Regions from separate parts of the Homo sapiens genome. Here region 2 is linked to region 1. The links are chromatin loops, found by intact Hi-C in ENCODE. Cell type or tissue: CD4-positive, alpha-beta T cell. All regions are shown on one strand.

The links. Peaks named below come from ENCODE experiments on the same cell type or tissue, not always from the same donor. Only the 100,000 strongest peaks of a DNase experiment are listed, where the experiment ranks them.
Region 2: a loop joins it to region 1, with 4 times the contacts of the local background. A loop is called at or near these places in 3 of 110 quality-filtered maps.

What each region holds. Positions count from the first base shown.
Region 1 is chr7:73,337,154-73,345,153 of GRCh38, reverse strand. FKBP6 (FKBP prolyl isomerase family member 6 (inactive)) reads right to left here. Exons shown (of 9, transcript NM_003602.5): 6 at 4,322-4,516; 7 at 3,772-3,881; 8 at 2,255-2,347. The coding sequence ends at 2,257. It also overlaps the pseudogene RNU6-1080P. Among named protein-coding and RNA genes, the nearest start is that of FKBP6, 13 kb to the right of the region's middle. RefSeq lists an enhancer at 2,095-3,039. In CD4-positive, alpha-beta T cell, no CTCF peak of the experiment used is centred here; a DNase peak (open chromatin) is centred at 3,063.
Region 2 is chr7:73,407,585-73,415,584 of GRCh38, reverse strand. No RefSeq gene overlaps it. Among named protein-coding and RNA genes, the nearest start is that of FZD9, 22 kb to the left of the region's middle. In CD4-positive, alpha-beta T cell, no CTCF peak of the experiment used is centred here; no DNase peak of the experiment used is centred here.

The sequences.
Region 1 (8,000 bases):
GCCTGGAGGATGTTTTATTAGAGGCTGGTCTGTTGCTTCGGCTATTTCACACTTAGTCCAACCAACATTTCCTGAGCACCAATCGTGCACCTGGCATGGCTCCAGAAGCTAGAAAATGCAAAGATGGAAAAGGCATACTGTCTACTATAGTCAGAGGCTTAGAGCACATAACTAATACTTAAGAGAACACTCATTCCTCCAGAAGTAATCTTACAAGTCAGTGGTATCTAACATCTAAGATGAAAAGAACAAAAGTTAAAATTGTCCTAAGCCAGGTGCAGTGGCTCAGGCCTGTAATCCCAGCACTTTGGGAGGCCAAGGCGGGAGGACCACCTGAGGTCAGGAGTTTGAGACCAGCCTGACCAATATGGTGAAACCCTGTCTCTACTAAAAATACAAAAATTAGCCAGGCGTGGTGGCTCACACCTGCAGTCCCAGCTACTCGGGAGGCTGAGGCAGGAGGATCACTTGAATCTGGGAGGCAGAGGCTGCAGTGAGCCAAGATTGTGCCATTGCACTCCAGCCTGGGTGACAGAGGGAGACCCTTAAAAAAAAAAAAATTGTCCTGGTTAGTGACAACTAGGTTGTCAAGATGACTGGATTTTTAGCTTCTTTTAAATGACTAGGCCTCAAATACTACAGAAAAAAAGGGGAGCAGGGAGAGCAAAGACACAAAAGCTAAAACTTATCACAACTGTGACAGCAGTGGCAATATGACAGTGGTGGCTACTTTAGAACACAAATACAGTCATTGCTGATGGTAAGATAAATGCTGGAGTTGGAAATCTGGGGGAAAGCATCTGAAGATCAGCAGCCTCCAGTCCTACAGACTGAAAAGGCTGGGAAGCAAACATGATGGCGAGGAAAACTGCTGCCCAGCTGGGCTGCCCAAGCCCTTGTCTGGGATGGACCCTGGCAGACCTGGGTCTTCATTCATGACAGGACTTGTGGGGTCACAGTCCAAAATGTTTGGCAAACAGTCACTGCCCTTCATTTTTACTGGATACTAGAAGTGACCAAACAAGGGAAGTCCTCTGGCTCACATCTCAGTTCTGAAGACCTGCAAATATGTACTCCAAAGGCCACTGAAAGACCTGAAGGCCAGGGTTCACATGGCCAGCATCAGTGACGAAGGCAACATTTACCTGTGATGCTGGTGGGCGCATCTGAAAGTGCAGATAGCAGCAGTTTATGGACCGCTATGAAAATGTCGGGGATGAATAGGCCTTTTCACTGCCTCCTCCTCTCAAGCCCCTTTTGTAGGGAGATGGAGGAAGCAACAAAGGAGAGATTTATCACCATGAGCCCGTTCAGCAGCTGTTTTCTTGTTGTTCCTTGTTTGACTTCTCCGAGAGAGCAGAGTTATCTGTGCAGCTAAGCAGGTGTTTCAGGCAGGTGATTTTGTTTCCATTAATTTTATTAAATAGTAGACCAGACTGGAGGGTTCAGACTGGAGGGTTATCTCATGTGCTTGGGAACTCCCGCCCTGTGCCTGCAAAATTACTAGGTGTGATCTTGGGAGGAATGCTATATTCCGCTCCCTGTTGCTTTCAGCATCTTCAAATCTCTAAGTCTAATAGAAAGTAGAATTTAAGAGCCACAGCCCATCCCCACCCTGCGATCTTGTCTGCTTTAGTAATGTGTTAGAGACACAGTCAAGTTGGAGGCTTTCGAGTTCTCAGGAGAAAGAAGATGAACAGAAGCTTGACACGTCAAAGCCCAGCTCTATCAACCATCACATTCATGACTCTACTCAGTCTCATGTTCCAAGCAACTGCAAGGAGAGTTTCACATAAAACATGAAAAAAAAAGGTTTTTTAAAAAATAAATTTAGGCTGAGCGCCACGGCTCACAGCTGTAATCTCGGCTACTCAGGAGGCTGAGGCAGAAGAATCGCTTGAACCTGGGAGGCGGAGCTTGCAGTGAGCTGAGATCGCACCACTGCACTCCAGCCTGGGCAACAGAGTGAGACTCTGCCTCAAACAAACAAACAAACAAATAAATAAATAAATAGCTCAAGGCCCCCTGAACCTATACATTTAACCCACAGGTCTGGGCGAACTTTCTTCTCACGGGAAAGGTAGGCGTGCAGCACGTGCATCCTGCACTACCGTTGTGTTGTTCTTTACAGCAAGGAACTTGTCTACCCCTCGTCCACCCTCAGCTGCAGACAGCCACCATTCACTTGGGGGTGGAGGAGAGCAGCACGCTTCTCCATCCGGAAGCCTGTGTGCCACCCTGGCCCTTTGATTACCTTCAACTTTCTCCTGCTGTAGAACCATCGCCACAGGGCGCGAACATGCGGTGCCACATTTCTTTCTCTTTATCCACATAGTCCCTGTAACAGCTGGAGAGGGAAATACACACTTGTTAGAGGAGGTCTGTGTTTGGAGGAGGTGACATCTGGTGGCTGGAATTCTCCACTCACATCCAGAAACACTGAAAATTTATCAGGACTCAAACTGAGTTGGGAGGGATGGAAGTAAGCTGGAGAGGTGGGGAGGCAGGGAAGGCTCCCACAGCTGGCCAAGGAGCCAAGCCCCTGGACAAAACCCCCTAACTGGAAAGGACAGCTGCCTTGAAGGGCAGGTGCCTCTGGCCACCAGGCTCCGGGCTGAGTCTCGCCAAACGACCCCTCACCCTCAGCAGCCTCTAACCTCTCCTGATTTTCTCACTAAAGAATGACCAGATCTGACAGGATACTTTTAAATACCAGAAAGGAAATTGCTGGCAAGTCCTAAAAGGCTTGAAATGTAACCTAAGAGATACTCACATCTCAGACACTAATGCCAAGCAAGCTTTAACTAGCAATCTGGACCGAATGTTTAATATTAAGACAAGTAGAGAATTTCACCATTACAGAAGAAGATATACCTTAAAAACCATGGACCTATTACCAAGTGATGGAGTTATGGGGGACTCCTATTTATAGGTAGACATTTTCAAGGTTTTCTACAATGGACACAAAACTTCTATAATGAGAAAAAATTACATCACTAAAAGACTGGTGTGCTTAGTCACGTGGGTAACAAGGAGGTCAATCCATGGGTATGAGTCAGACCCGAAACGCCTGTTTCTGGTCACATGAGGACCTACGAGGGGCCTTTCTGCACTTGGTTAGGAGCAGTGGTTCTTGGTGGAGCACGCAGGGAAGAGCGCACCAGAAGACTCTTTTTAAGTGACACCGGGGCCAGTTGTGGTGGCTTGTGCCTGTAATCCCAGCACTTTGGAAGGACGAGGTGGGGGGATCACCTGAGGTCAGGAGTTTGAGACCAGCCTGGTCAACACGGTGAAACCCTGTCTCAACTAAAATACAAAAACAATTAGCCAGATGTGGTGGTACACGCCTGTAATCCCAGCTACCTTGGAGGCTGAGACAGGAGAATCGTCTGAACTCGGGACGCGGAGGTTGCAGTGAGCCGAGATCATGCCATTGCCCTATAGCCTAGGTGACAGAGAGGGACTCCATCTCAAAAAAAAAAAAAAAAAGTGACACCCTCCCACCTCTCTAGGGGTTGTTTATTTGCGGTAGGGGAAACAGAAAGGTGGGCGATGATGGAGATGTATAGTCTGGCAGTCTGTCTCACCTGCTTGCTGGGAACTGCTGGTGCAGCGCACGGCCGAGCACTTCAGAAACCCAGCTGTAGAGGGGGCGGCCTCCTAACACTCTGGGCAACACCGCCAGACTGTCCTTTGTTGGGGGGGGTGGGGGGACAGACCAGAGTCACAACCCCACCCATCTCTCTTCATGCTCCTGCAAACACAGCTCACCTAGCCAGTTTCTTCAGCTCATTATTGATGTCATGATTGAAGGGTTGCTCCTTCTGGGCTCGAACTAGAAAATCCCGGGCCTTTTGATACTCAGTCAGGAGAAGACAAGCCTGTCCCAAGGAGAGAACTTTAAAAGCACAGTTAGAAAAGATATCATTTGGCTGGGCACGGTGGCTCATGCCTGTAATCCCAGCACTTTGGGAGGCCAAGGCGGGCGGATCAACTGAGGTCAGGGATTCCAGACCAGCCTGGCCAACACGGCAAAACCCTATCTCTACTAAAACTACAAAAATTAGCTGGGTGTGATGGCGCATGCCTGTAATCCCAGCTACTTGAGAGGCTGAGGCAGGAAAATTGCTTGAAGCCAGGAAGCGGAGGTTGCAGCGAGCCGAATTTGCGCCACTGCACTCCATCCTGGGCAACAAGAGCAAAACTCTGTCTAAAAAAAAAAAAAAAAAAAAAAAAGACAGCATTTTTGCAGTAGCTGAGTTGAGCACTGCTACTACCTTTTCCTGGGTGTTTATTCCCAAGTCACTGGCTTCCAACTCACCTGTCCACACCTGAAGAGGGCCTTGGCATTCTTTTGGTCAATGATCAAAGCCTGCTCTCCATAGCACAGGGCTATGGTGGGTCGGTCTAGCTTCAGGTATGTAAAGGACAGGTTCAGGAGAACAGGAAGCTTGGCGGCCTCCACCAGGTGCTGCTCTTCAGGGGGTGCTGATCGCCGGCGCAGAAGCAATAGGGCCTGTGGAGAGGGAAGGCAGATGGTCAAGAGGAGTAACAGTCTTATGTACAAAACCCTAAAGAATCCACACGCAAAAACTATCAGAGCTAAAAATCGGCTGTTACAGGTTGCAAGACACAAGATCAACATAAGAAGTCAGGTATATTTCTTTTTTCTTCTTTTTTCAGACGGAGTCTTGTTCTGTCGCCAGGCTGGAGTGATCTCAGCTCACTGCAACCTCCGCCTTCTGAGTAGCTGGGACTACAGGTGTGCACCACCATGCCCGGCTAATTTTTTCATATTTTAATATGACCATTTTGGCCAGGATGGTCTCGATCTCCTGACCTCGTGATCCACCTGCCTCAGCCTCCCAAAGTGTTGGGATTACAGGCGTGAGCCACCATGCCCGGCCAAAAGTCAGGTATATTTCTATGCTCTAGCAACGAACTACCCAAAAATGAAATTAAGAAAACAACTCCATTTACAATAGCATCAAAAAGAATACAGTAAGTAGCAATAAACTTAAAACAACTGAAAGACTTGCACACTGAAAACTACAAAATGGTTGTTGAAAGAAATTAAAGATGATTCAAATAAAATGGAAAAATATCTCATGTTCATTAATTGGAAGACAATATTAAGATGGTAATATTTTCCTAACTGGTCAACATATTCATGCAACCCTACCAAAATTTCAACAGCCTTTTTTGTAGACACAGACAAGTTGATTAGATAATTCATATGGTGGCCAGGCACAGTGGCTCATGCCTGTAATCCCAGCACTTTGGGAGGCTGAGGCGGGCAGATCACCTGAGGTCGGGAGTTCGAGACCCGTCTGGCCAACATGGTGAAACCCCATCTCTACTAAAAATACGAAATCAGCTGGGTGTGGTGGCAGGTGCCTGTAATTCCAGCTACATTGGAGGCTGAGGCAGGAGAATCACTTGAACATGGGAGGCGGAGGTTGTGGTGAACCGAGACCACACCACTGCACTCCAGCCTAGGTGACAGTGCAAGACTCCACCTCAAAAAAAAAAAAAAAAAAAGAGTCACATGGAAATTCAAAGGACCCTGAATAGCCAAAATACTCTTGAGAAAGGACAAAGCTGGAGAACTCATATTTCCCATTTCAAAACTTACTAAAAGACAAAAAATAAACAAAAAACACGAAACTTCCTAAAGCTACAGTAATTACGCCAGTGTAGCACCGGCATAAGGACAGACATGTAGATCAATGAAATTGAACACAGAGTCCAGAAATAGATTTATATATCTACAGTCAACTGATTTTCAATAAGGGTGTCCAGACCATTCAATGGGAGAGAACTGTCTTTTCAACAAATAATGCTGGGACGAGAGACTATCAACATGCAAAAGAATGTTTACCTTGCACTAGATGCAAAAATTAACTAAAGTGGAGCATAGCCCTAAAAGTAGGAGTTAAAACTCTAAGACTCTGCGCTGGCTTCGGCAGCACATATACTAAAAATTGGAAAGACAGGGAGAAGATCGCATGGCCCCTGTGCAAAGATGACATGCAAATTCATAAAGCATTTCATATATTTTTTTAAAAAACTATCAGACTTTAGAAGTACAAATAGGTGTAAATTTTTGTGACCCTGGATTAGAAAATGGTTTCTTAGATATAACACCAAAAGCACAAATAAGCAAAGAATTAGACTTCATCAAAATGTAAAACTTTTGTGTTTCAATGGACACTGCAAAGAAAGTGCAGACAGCCCACAGAACAGCATAGAGCATTTGCGCATCCTGTGTTTGTTGAGGGTGTAGTATCCAGAGCACAGCAGCAACATTTACTCCTCAGTACAAAGACAGATGACCCAACTTTCAGATATGCATAGACTCCGAATAGACATTTTTCCAAAGAAGATAGACAAATAGTCATTAAATGCATGAAAATATGTCCAATGTCATCAGTCATCAGGGAAATGCAAATCAAAACCACAGTGAGATACCACTTCACATCCGCTAAGATGCCTAACTTTAAAAATATAAAATAAGTGTTGGTGAAGATGTGGAGAAATTGGAAGCTTCGCACATTACTCGTGGGAATGTAAGATGGTACAGCTGCTGTAGGAAGCAGTTTGGCAGTTCCTCAAAAATTTTGACAGTTCCCACACAATCCAGCAATTGCACTCCTAGGCACATACCCAAGAAAACTGAAAACGTGTTCACACGACAACTTGTACATAAACGCTCACTGCATCAGTCATAATAATCACGAAGTGGAAACAACCCACATGTCCAACTGATGAATGGACAAAAAGCAGCAGAGCCATCCAACGGAAAAGTAGCCTTACAAAAGAACGAGGGTCCGGGTGCGGTGGCTCATGCCTGTAATCCCAGCACTTTGGGAGGCTGAGGTGGGCGGATCATCTGAGGTCAGAAGTTCAAGACCAGCCTGGCCAACATGGTGACACCCTGTCTCTACTAAAAATACAAAAATTAGCCAGGTGTGGTGGCAGGTGCCTGTAATCCCAGCTACTTGGGAGGCTGAGGCAGGAGAATCGCTTGAACCTGGGAGGCAGAGGTTGCAGTGAGCCGAGATCGTGCCACTGCACTCCAGCCTGGGCAACAGGGACTCTGTCTCATAAAAAACAAAAAACAAAAAAAGAATGAGGTTTGTACAAGCTACAACATGGATAAACCTCAAAAACATGCTAAGTGAAATAAGACAGCCACAAAATGACACATATTTGACAATTCTAGTTACAAAATATGTCCTGAATAGGCAAATCCATAGAAACAAAGGAGAACAGAGGCTATCTGAGGCCAAAGAATTGTGAGTTTCATTTCGGGGTGAGGAAAATGTTCTGGAATTAGATAGTGGCAATGGCTGCACAACTTTGTGAATATACTAAAAACCACTGAATTGGACACTTTAAAAGCACACATTTTATGGTATGTGAATCATATCTCAACAACAAGAAAAAAAATAGTAAAACAAAAAAAAATGGATGAAGGCAGAGCCTGCACTCCCTGGAACTCCATTTGGAAGGTGCAAGTAGAATGGAAGAACTGGAAGGCCGGACACGATGGCTCACACCTGGAATCCCAGCACTTTGGGAGACCGAGGCGGGCGGATCACCTGAGGTCAGGAGTTCAAGATCAGCCTGGCCAACATGGAAACCCCACCTCTACTAAAAATACAAAAAATGAGCTGGATGTGGTAGCAGGCGCTTGTAATCTCAGCTACTTGGGAGGCTGAGGCAGGAGAATCCCTTGAACCTGGGAGGCGGAGGTTGTAGTGAGGCCGAGATGGCGCCAGTACACTCCAGCCTGGGTGATAGAGTGAGACTCTGTCTCAAAAAAAAAAAAAAAAAAAAAAGAACATGGAAGAACTGGAGAAAATGTGTCAGGAGATGGCAGCACAGGCAGAAAGTCATGAGCCTTCCTTGGTCCTCCCTTCCATCTCTAAACTCTGGGCATTCACCAGGCAAGTTCCCATCAACTGTCTCCATACCTTCTGAATGGATTCAGCTCC
Region 2 (8,000 bases), 70 kb before region 1:
TATGTTGAGTAAGAATCTATAGAGCAATGAAAATGCAAGAGCAATAGCTATGGGCACCAAATGGTCAATCTTCTTATCATAATGTTGAGTGGAAGAAGCCAGGTCCACCAGACACATGCTGCTCATTTATGCAAAGTTTGGACACAGGCAAAACAAAACTAGTTTGATCATGATGGGAAACATTAGAGAAATGCAAAGACATGACCATCATAATTGTCAGGAGAAGGCATTGGTTAGGATTGGGAAGCGGCAAGCAGAAGCATCTAGGGATTGGCTGGCAATATTTTACTTCTCGGCTGAGTGAGGGTTGCATCGGTGTTTATTTGATAACACGTTCTAGGGGCTGGGCAAGATGGCTCATGTTTGTAGTCCCAGTACTTTGGGAGGCCAAAGATGGGAGGATTGCTTGAGCCCGTGAGTTTGAGACCAGCCTGGGTGACATAGCGAAACCCTGTTTCTAAAAAAATTAAAAAAAAAAAAAAAAAAACTAGTTGCACGTGGTGGCACAGCCTCAAACTCCTGGGCTCAAGCGATCCTCCCTTGGCCTTCCAGCCACTCAGGAGGCTAGGGTGGGAGGATCGCTTGTACCCAGGAGTTTGAGGCTGCAGTGAGCTATGAATGAGCCACTGCACTCCAGCCTGGGCAACAGGGCAAGACCCTGTCTCAAAAAAAAAAAAATAATTTGAACACTTCTGTTTTGTGCAGTTTTCTCTGTTATATTTTACTTTTTAAAAAGAAAAAGCGGCCGGGCGCGGTGGCTCACACCTGTAATCCCAGCACTTTGGGAGGCCAAGGTGGGAGGATTGCTTGAGGCCAGGAGTTAAAGATCAGTCTGGGCACCATAGCAAGATCCCATCTCTACAAAAAATAAATTTTAGAAAATTGAAGGGCTATTTGTTCTTCCCCTCCCTAGCATTCTGTTCTTGTGCAATGGAAAAGAAAGTATTGAATACAGCCGGGCACAGTGGCTCACGCCTGTAATCCCAGCACTTTGGGGGGCCAAGGCGGGCGGATCACCTGAGATTGGGAGTTCAAGGCCAGCCTGACCAACATAGAGAAACCCTGTCTCTACTAAAAACACAAAAAATTAGCCGGGCGTGGTGGCACATGCCTGTAATCCCAGCTACTCGGGAGGCTGAGGCAGGAGAATCGCTTGAACCTAGGAGGCGGAGGTTGCAGTGAGCTGAGATCGCACCACTGCACCCCAGCCTGGGCAACAAGAGTGAAACTCCATCTCAAAAAAAAAAAAAAAGGTACATGAAACATATGAAGCAAAAAGTGAAAGTCCCCATTCTTTTCCTTTTTCCAGAGGTGATTTTTGTGGCCAATCTGGTTTCATTTCCTCCCAGACACTTTTCTAGGCATCTATGTGCCTCTATTCACATATAAACAAAATAGGAGTTTTCCTGTGCTTCCCTTAAATGGCATATGTATCATTCACTCTATTTTTTCACCTAGTGGATCTTTAATACCTTAAAAGCTCAACCTGGGCTTGGTGCGGTGGCTCATACCTGTAATCCCAGGCCTTTGGGAGGCCAAGGTGGGAGGATCACTTGAGCGCAGGAGTTCCAGACCATTCCAAAGCCAAAAAAAAAAAGGAGTTTGAGATCAGCGTGGGCAAGTTAGCAAAACACCATCTCTAAAAAAAAAAAAAAAAAAAAAAAAAAATTAGCCAGGCATGGTGGTGTAAGCCTGTAGTCCCAGCTACTTGAGAGGCTGAGGTGGGAGGATTGTTTGAACCCAGGAGGTTGAGGCTACAGTGAGCTGTGATTGTGCCACTGCACTCCAGGCTGGGTAATGCAGCGAGACTGTGTCTCAAAAAATAAATAAAATAAAAAATAAATAAAAGCTCCACCTGTCTTCCTTTTAGATGTTGCATAGCATTTCACACAGTATTGATGTATTACAGCTCAACTAAATTAATCCCAGTATCTAGCACATGGGGTGGTGGGAAGGATTAAGGGAGATAATATAAGCCAAGTGCTCAGAACAAGGGCTTGACACACCAGGCTTGCCTTGAACAATTTGTTTTTTTGTTGTTTTGTGTGTGTGTGTGTTTTTTTTTGAGACAGCATCTCATTGCATCACCGAGGTTGTAGTGCAGTGGTGCAATCATAGCTCACTACTGTCTCAGACACCTGGGATCAAGCGATCCTCCCACCTCAGCCTCCGGAGTAGCTGGGACTACACATGCATCACCACACCCCACTAATTTTTAAATTTTTTGTAGAGACAGAGTCTCATTATGTTGCCTAGGCTGGTCTCAAACTCCTGGCCTCAATTAATCCTCCTCCCTTGGCCTCCCAAAGTGCTGGGATTACAGGGATGAGCCACTGTACCTGGCAGCCTTGAGCGATTTCTCACCTCCTCATTGGCCCAGTTTCCTTATCTGTAAATGATAGTAGCTGTAAAATACGGTCAATGTTAGGACCAAATGGGTCAATTAGGGAAAAACAGTGTCTCTGCCAGCATCCGGCGCCCCCCCCCCTTTTTTTTTGAGACAGAGTCTTACTCCGCTGCCCAGGCTGGAGTGCAGTGGTGCGATCTTGGCTTACTGCAACCTCCACCTCCCAGGTTCAAGCAATGCTCCTGCCTCAGCCTCCTGAGTAGCTGGGACTACAGGTGCCTGCCACCACGCCTGGCTAATTTTTGTATTTTTAGTAGAGATGCGGTGTCACCATGTTGGCCTGGCTGGTTTTCAACACCTGAACTCAGGTGATCTGCCCGCCTCGGCCTCCCAAAGGGCTGGGATTACAGGTGTAATGGTTAAGGAGAGAAACCTTAAATAAAGGCCGGGTGCAGTGGCTCACGCCTGTAATCCCAGCTACTCAGGAGGCTGAGGCAGGAGAATTGCTTGAACCTGGGATTGCAGTGAGCCAAGATTGCGCCACTACACTTCAGCCTGGGTGACAGAATGAGACTCCGTCTTAAAAAAAAAAAAATTTAAATAAAATGCATGCAATGTGGTCTGGGCATGGTGGTGCATGCCTGTAACCCCAGCACTTTGGGAGGTAGAGGCAGGTGGATCCCTTGAGCTTAGGAGTTTGAGACCAGGCTGGGCAACATAGTGAGACCTCATCTCTAAAATTAAAAAAATAAAAGCCACCAGAAAAAAACCTAAAAACATGCCAGGTGACATCAGTCTTTGATGAAGATGGCAGCAGGAGAGTGATGCCATGGGTGGGGGTGGGAAATGCTATTTCAGCAGAGAGGGAGCTGTCATGGAAGAAACCATGTGGCCGGGCACAGTGGCTCACACCTGTAATCCCAACACGTTGGGAGGCCAAGGTGGGCAGATCACTTGAGGTCAGGAGTTCAAGACCAGCCTGGCCAACATGGCAAAACCCTATCTCTACTAAAATCCAAAAATTAGTCGGGCATGGCAGCACACGCCTGTAATCCCATATACTCGGAAGGCTAAGGCAGGAGAATCACTTGAACCTGGGAAGTGGAGGTTGCAGTGAGCCAAGATCGTGTCACTGCACTCTAGCCTAGGTGATACAGCGAGACTCAGTCTCAAAAAATAAAGGAAGAAAAAGAAACCAGGTGACTGTTGTGCCCGTCTCTTGTCCCCGATCTTTCTCCCAATCCTGAGGTCCATCAGATGGAAGGACACATCCATCCGGAGGCCTCCCCGAGTGTGGGTGGGAGAAATCCATCCCCTCTCTGACACTCCCCCCGCCTTTCCCTCCCGACACCCAGTCCCTGGGAGATCAAAATCTAGCCTGGTGTTATCTAGGCTGGGGCCTGAAGAGCCCGGTGGGACGTGGAGGATGAAGAGGAGGGGCATGGACCCAGAAAGTAGCAGGAAGTCTTCAGAGACCCTTATTTTTTAATTATTTATTTTTGTTTGTTTTGTTTTTTGTTTTTTTGTTTCCCTCTTGTTGCCCAGGCTGGAGTGCAGTGGTGTGATCTCAGCTCACTGCAACCTCTGCCTCCCAGGTTCAAGTGATTCTCCTGCCTCAGCCTCCTGAGTAGCTGGGATTACAGGCTCCCACCACCAAGTCCGGCTAATTTTTGTGTTTTTAGTAGAGACGGAGTTTCACCTTGTTGGCCAGGCTGGTCTCGAACTCCTGACCTCAGGTGATCCACCCACCTCGGTCTCCCAAAGTGCTAGGATTACAGACTTGAGCCACCACACCTGGCCCTTCAGAGACCTTTGGAGCCAGAGGTGACATATCGATCTACATTTAACCCTCTGGGAACCAAGGAATGAAGGATTAGAGGAAACGGGGCCAGAAGTGGAGAGAAGGGGAGTGTGCGTCGAACAGACAGGGAGTGTATTAAATAAACGAATGAGTGAATGAATGATCCATCCATATGGACACTAGCCTGTTAGTAAAGAAGAGTCTAGGGTCAGGGAGAGCTCAGCCCTCCTCAAGCCGCCCCCATGATGACATCAGCCCCAGTGCCAGCCTGGGCTTGGGCATGGAGGGGAGGGCTCTGACCACAGGGCTCTCCAGCCCCCAGCCTTGGGCTAGGGGCAGTCTGAGGTCAGGCCAGCTGCCTGGCAGGAGTTGAGACCCCAGAAGGGAGGCCGAGGGCGGGAACATTCTCCAGCCACAGGGTGGGATCTCAGCCCAAGGAGATGGGGTTCCCAGGCCAGGGTCTGCCTTGGGCAGGCAGATCAGTGCCAGGTGGGCCCTGGGTCAAGACCGGGGTCCAGCCCCAGCCCAGCGTCTGCCTCCCCCACTGCCCAGCCTCTGTTCATTCCCAGGTGGGACGGGGAGCCACAGCCCCCATCCCACCCCCTGCACAGAAGCCTTTTCACACGCTGGCTGGTTGGGAGTACTGGCAGCCCCTCAGCCCCACGCCTCCTTCCCGCCCGGTCCCCATGCAGACCCCCCCACCTCTGGGCTCCTGGCAGGCCCGGGTGGGGAGCCACCGCCCGAGCACAATGTAGCTCCTTGTTCCCCGGCCCGGCCTCCTGGAATTGGCCCATTTCCTGCCTGGGCTGTGGGGCTTTTTCCAAGGTAAATAAACAAATACAGAGAAGTTGGGGCCTGGGGTGGAAAGGGGGACGCTGGGCTTTTCCTCCCTGCATCCCAACCCCATAGCAATAGCTGCTGTGTGACCACAGGGGCCGGGACACCAAGGCTGAGCCCCCACACCCTGGGCTTCATTGATCCCTGGGAGAAGAGAACGGGATCCACTGGAGGGTTTGTGCCGCTCTGCCTCAGGGGCTGTGGTTCCCCATCCAGGACGCCCAGGGGCCACCGATTCCCGCAGGAATTGCCTGAGTGCAGGGCTGGGACAGCCGCTGAGAGACGGAAAGTGCTCCAGGGTGGATGACAATTCCCTAGGCTCCCGTCCTGGCTGTGCCACCTTGGAGCACTATGACATCAGGAAGGAAATGAACCTCCAGCTGCAGAATGGCTCCAGAGGTGCTGCCTGCTTAGGGGGTGCATGGCCCTCGCCTCCAGTGTCATAAATGGGCCATTGCCTTCTCCCAGGTCGGTAGTGAGAGTGACAGCAGGTGCCTAGCAGGACCCGTGAGTTTGGGAGCCGGCCTGGCCAGGGCTTCTTCGGCTTCCCAGGGGCTGGGGAGAAGCCTCTCCCTGTGACTCAGGCTTTCTTTCTTTCTTTTTTTTTTTTTGAGACAGGGTCTCACTCTGTCACCCAGGCTGGAGTGCAGTGGCATGACCCTGACTCACTGCAATCTCCACCTCCTGGATTCAAGCGATTCTTCTGCCTCAGCCTCCCGAGTAGCTGTGATTACAGGCGTGTGCCACTATGCCCAGCTAATTTTTGAATTTTTAGTAGAGACAGGGTTTCACCATGTTGGCCAGGCAGGTCTCAAACTCCTGGCCTCAAGTGATCAGCCTGCCTCAGCTTCCCAAGGTATTGAGGTTACAGGCATGAGCCACCGTGCCTGGCCAGGTTTCTTGTTTTTAAAAGGAGGAAAGAGCTGGGTGCAGTGGCTCATACCTGTAATCACAGCACTTTGGGAGGCCGAGGTGAAAGGATTTCCTGAGCCCAGGAGTTCAAGACCAGCCTGGGCAACATAGTGAGACCCTATCTCTATAAAACTAATAAAGACAAGAATAAGTTAAAATAAAGAAAGAGAGCAAGATAAAGCCCCAGCTCCAGCTCCCTCCAGGGCTGAAGTTTCAGACTGACCTCTGCCCAGACCATTCTACCCTCCAAACCCAGCCCTGCCTGCCCTGGGCTGTGGGTATGAGAGAGCTCAGGGCAGACAAAACGCCCCTCACACTTCTCCCTTTCTTTCTTCCACCTCCCTGTCCTCTATCCCTTAGAACAGTGGTCCCCAGTTTTTTTTTTTTTCTTTTTCTTTTTTAGATAGAGTCTTGCTGTCTTGCCTAGGCTGGAGTGCAGTGGCGCAGTCTCAAGTAACTGCAACCTCTGCCTCTGAGGTTCAAGTGATTCTCCTGCCTCAGCCTCCTGAGTAGCCGGAATTACAGGCATGTGCCACCACGCCCAGCTAATTTTATTATTATTATTATTATTTTTTATTTTGAGATGGAGTCTTGCTGTCTCCCAGGCTGGAGTGCAGTGGCGCGATCTCGGCTCACTGCAAGCTCCGCCTCCCGGGTTCACGCCATTCTCCTACCTCAGCCTCCCGAGTAGCTGGGACTACAGGCCCACGCCATGACGCCTGGCTAATTTTTTATATTTTCAGTAGAGACAGGGCTTCACCGTGTTAGCCAGGATGGTCTCGATCTCCTGACCTCGTGATCCACCTGCTTCGGCCTCCCAAAGTAATCACGCTGGGATTACAAGCGTGAGCCACTGCGCCCAGCCAATTTTTGTATTTTTAGTAGAGGCAGGGTTTCGCCATATTGGCCAGGCTAATCTTGAACTCCTGACCTCAAGTGATCTACCTACCTCAGCCTCCCAAAGTGCTGGGATTACAGGCATGAGCCACTGCGCCCAGCCACCCCAACCTTTTTGACACCAGGGACCAGTTTCAAAAAAGACAATTTTTCAACGAATGGGGGTGGGGTTGGGGGTAGGAGTTAGCCAGATGGTCTGGGGATGAAACTGTTCCATGTCAGATCATCAGGCATTAGATTCTCATTAGGAACATGCAACCTAGATCCCTCACGTGCGCAGTTCACAATAGAGTTCACGCTCCGGTGAGAATCTAATGCCACCGCTGATCTGACAGGAGATGGAGCTCCGGCGGTAATGCTCCCTCACCTGCCACTCACCTCCTGCTGCATAACCCGATTCCTAACAAGTCAGGGACCAGCTGGGGACCATGGACCCCTGCCTTGGAGATTCCTCCACTCCACTGTGGGAAGGGGCACCTTCTGAACCAATGTTTTGCATGTGTCTTCATCCCCTGCTTGTACTCCAGATCTTTCCTTCCTTCACTTAATCACCCGTTAGCATTTACCAAGTGCTTGCTCTGTTCTGGACGTTACACAGTGAGGTGGTCCTGGACTCTGGGGTCTTGCTGTGTGTGGGCGGGGGTGATTTCCCAGGGATGGCTCTCAAAACAGGGACGTGAAAATGCATTTGGAGAGATCTTCAAATTCCTTGAGGATTTGAATTTTTCATTTTTATTTCAACAATAACTTGTTCGGCCAGGCGCGGTGGCTCATGCCTGTAATCCCAGCACTTTGAGAGGCCGAGGCAGGTGGATCTCCTGAGGTCAGGAGTTCGAGACCAGCCTGGCTAACATGGTGAACCCCCCGCCAACCCCCCCACTGCCCACCCCGCTGCTCCTTTTTCTTTTCTTTCATTATATATATGTGTACATATGTGTATATATATATATATATTTTTTTTTTTTTTTTTTTTTTTTTTTGGAGACAGAGTCTCGCTCTGTTGCCAGGCTGGAGTGCAGTGGCGTAATCTCGGCTCATTGCAACATCTGCCTCCCAGGTTGAAGTGATTCTCCTGCCTCAGCCTCTGAGGTAGCTGGGATTACAGGTACTGGCCACCAGGCCCAGCTAATTTTTGTATTTTTAGTAGAGAGGGGGTTTCACCATGTCGGTCAGGCTGGTCTCGAATTCCTGACCTCAAGTGACCCG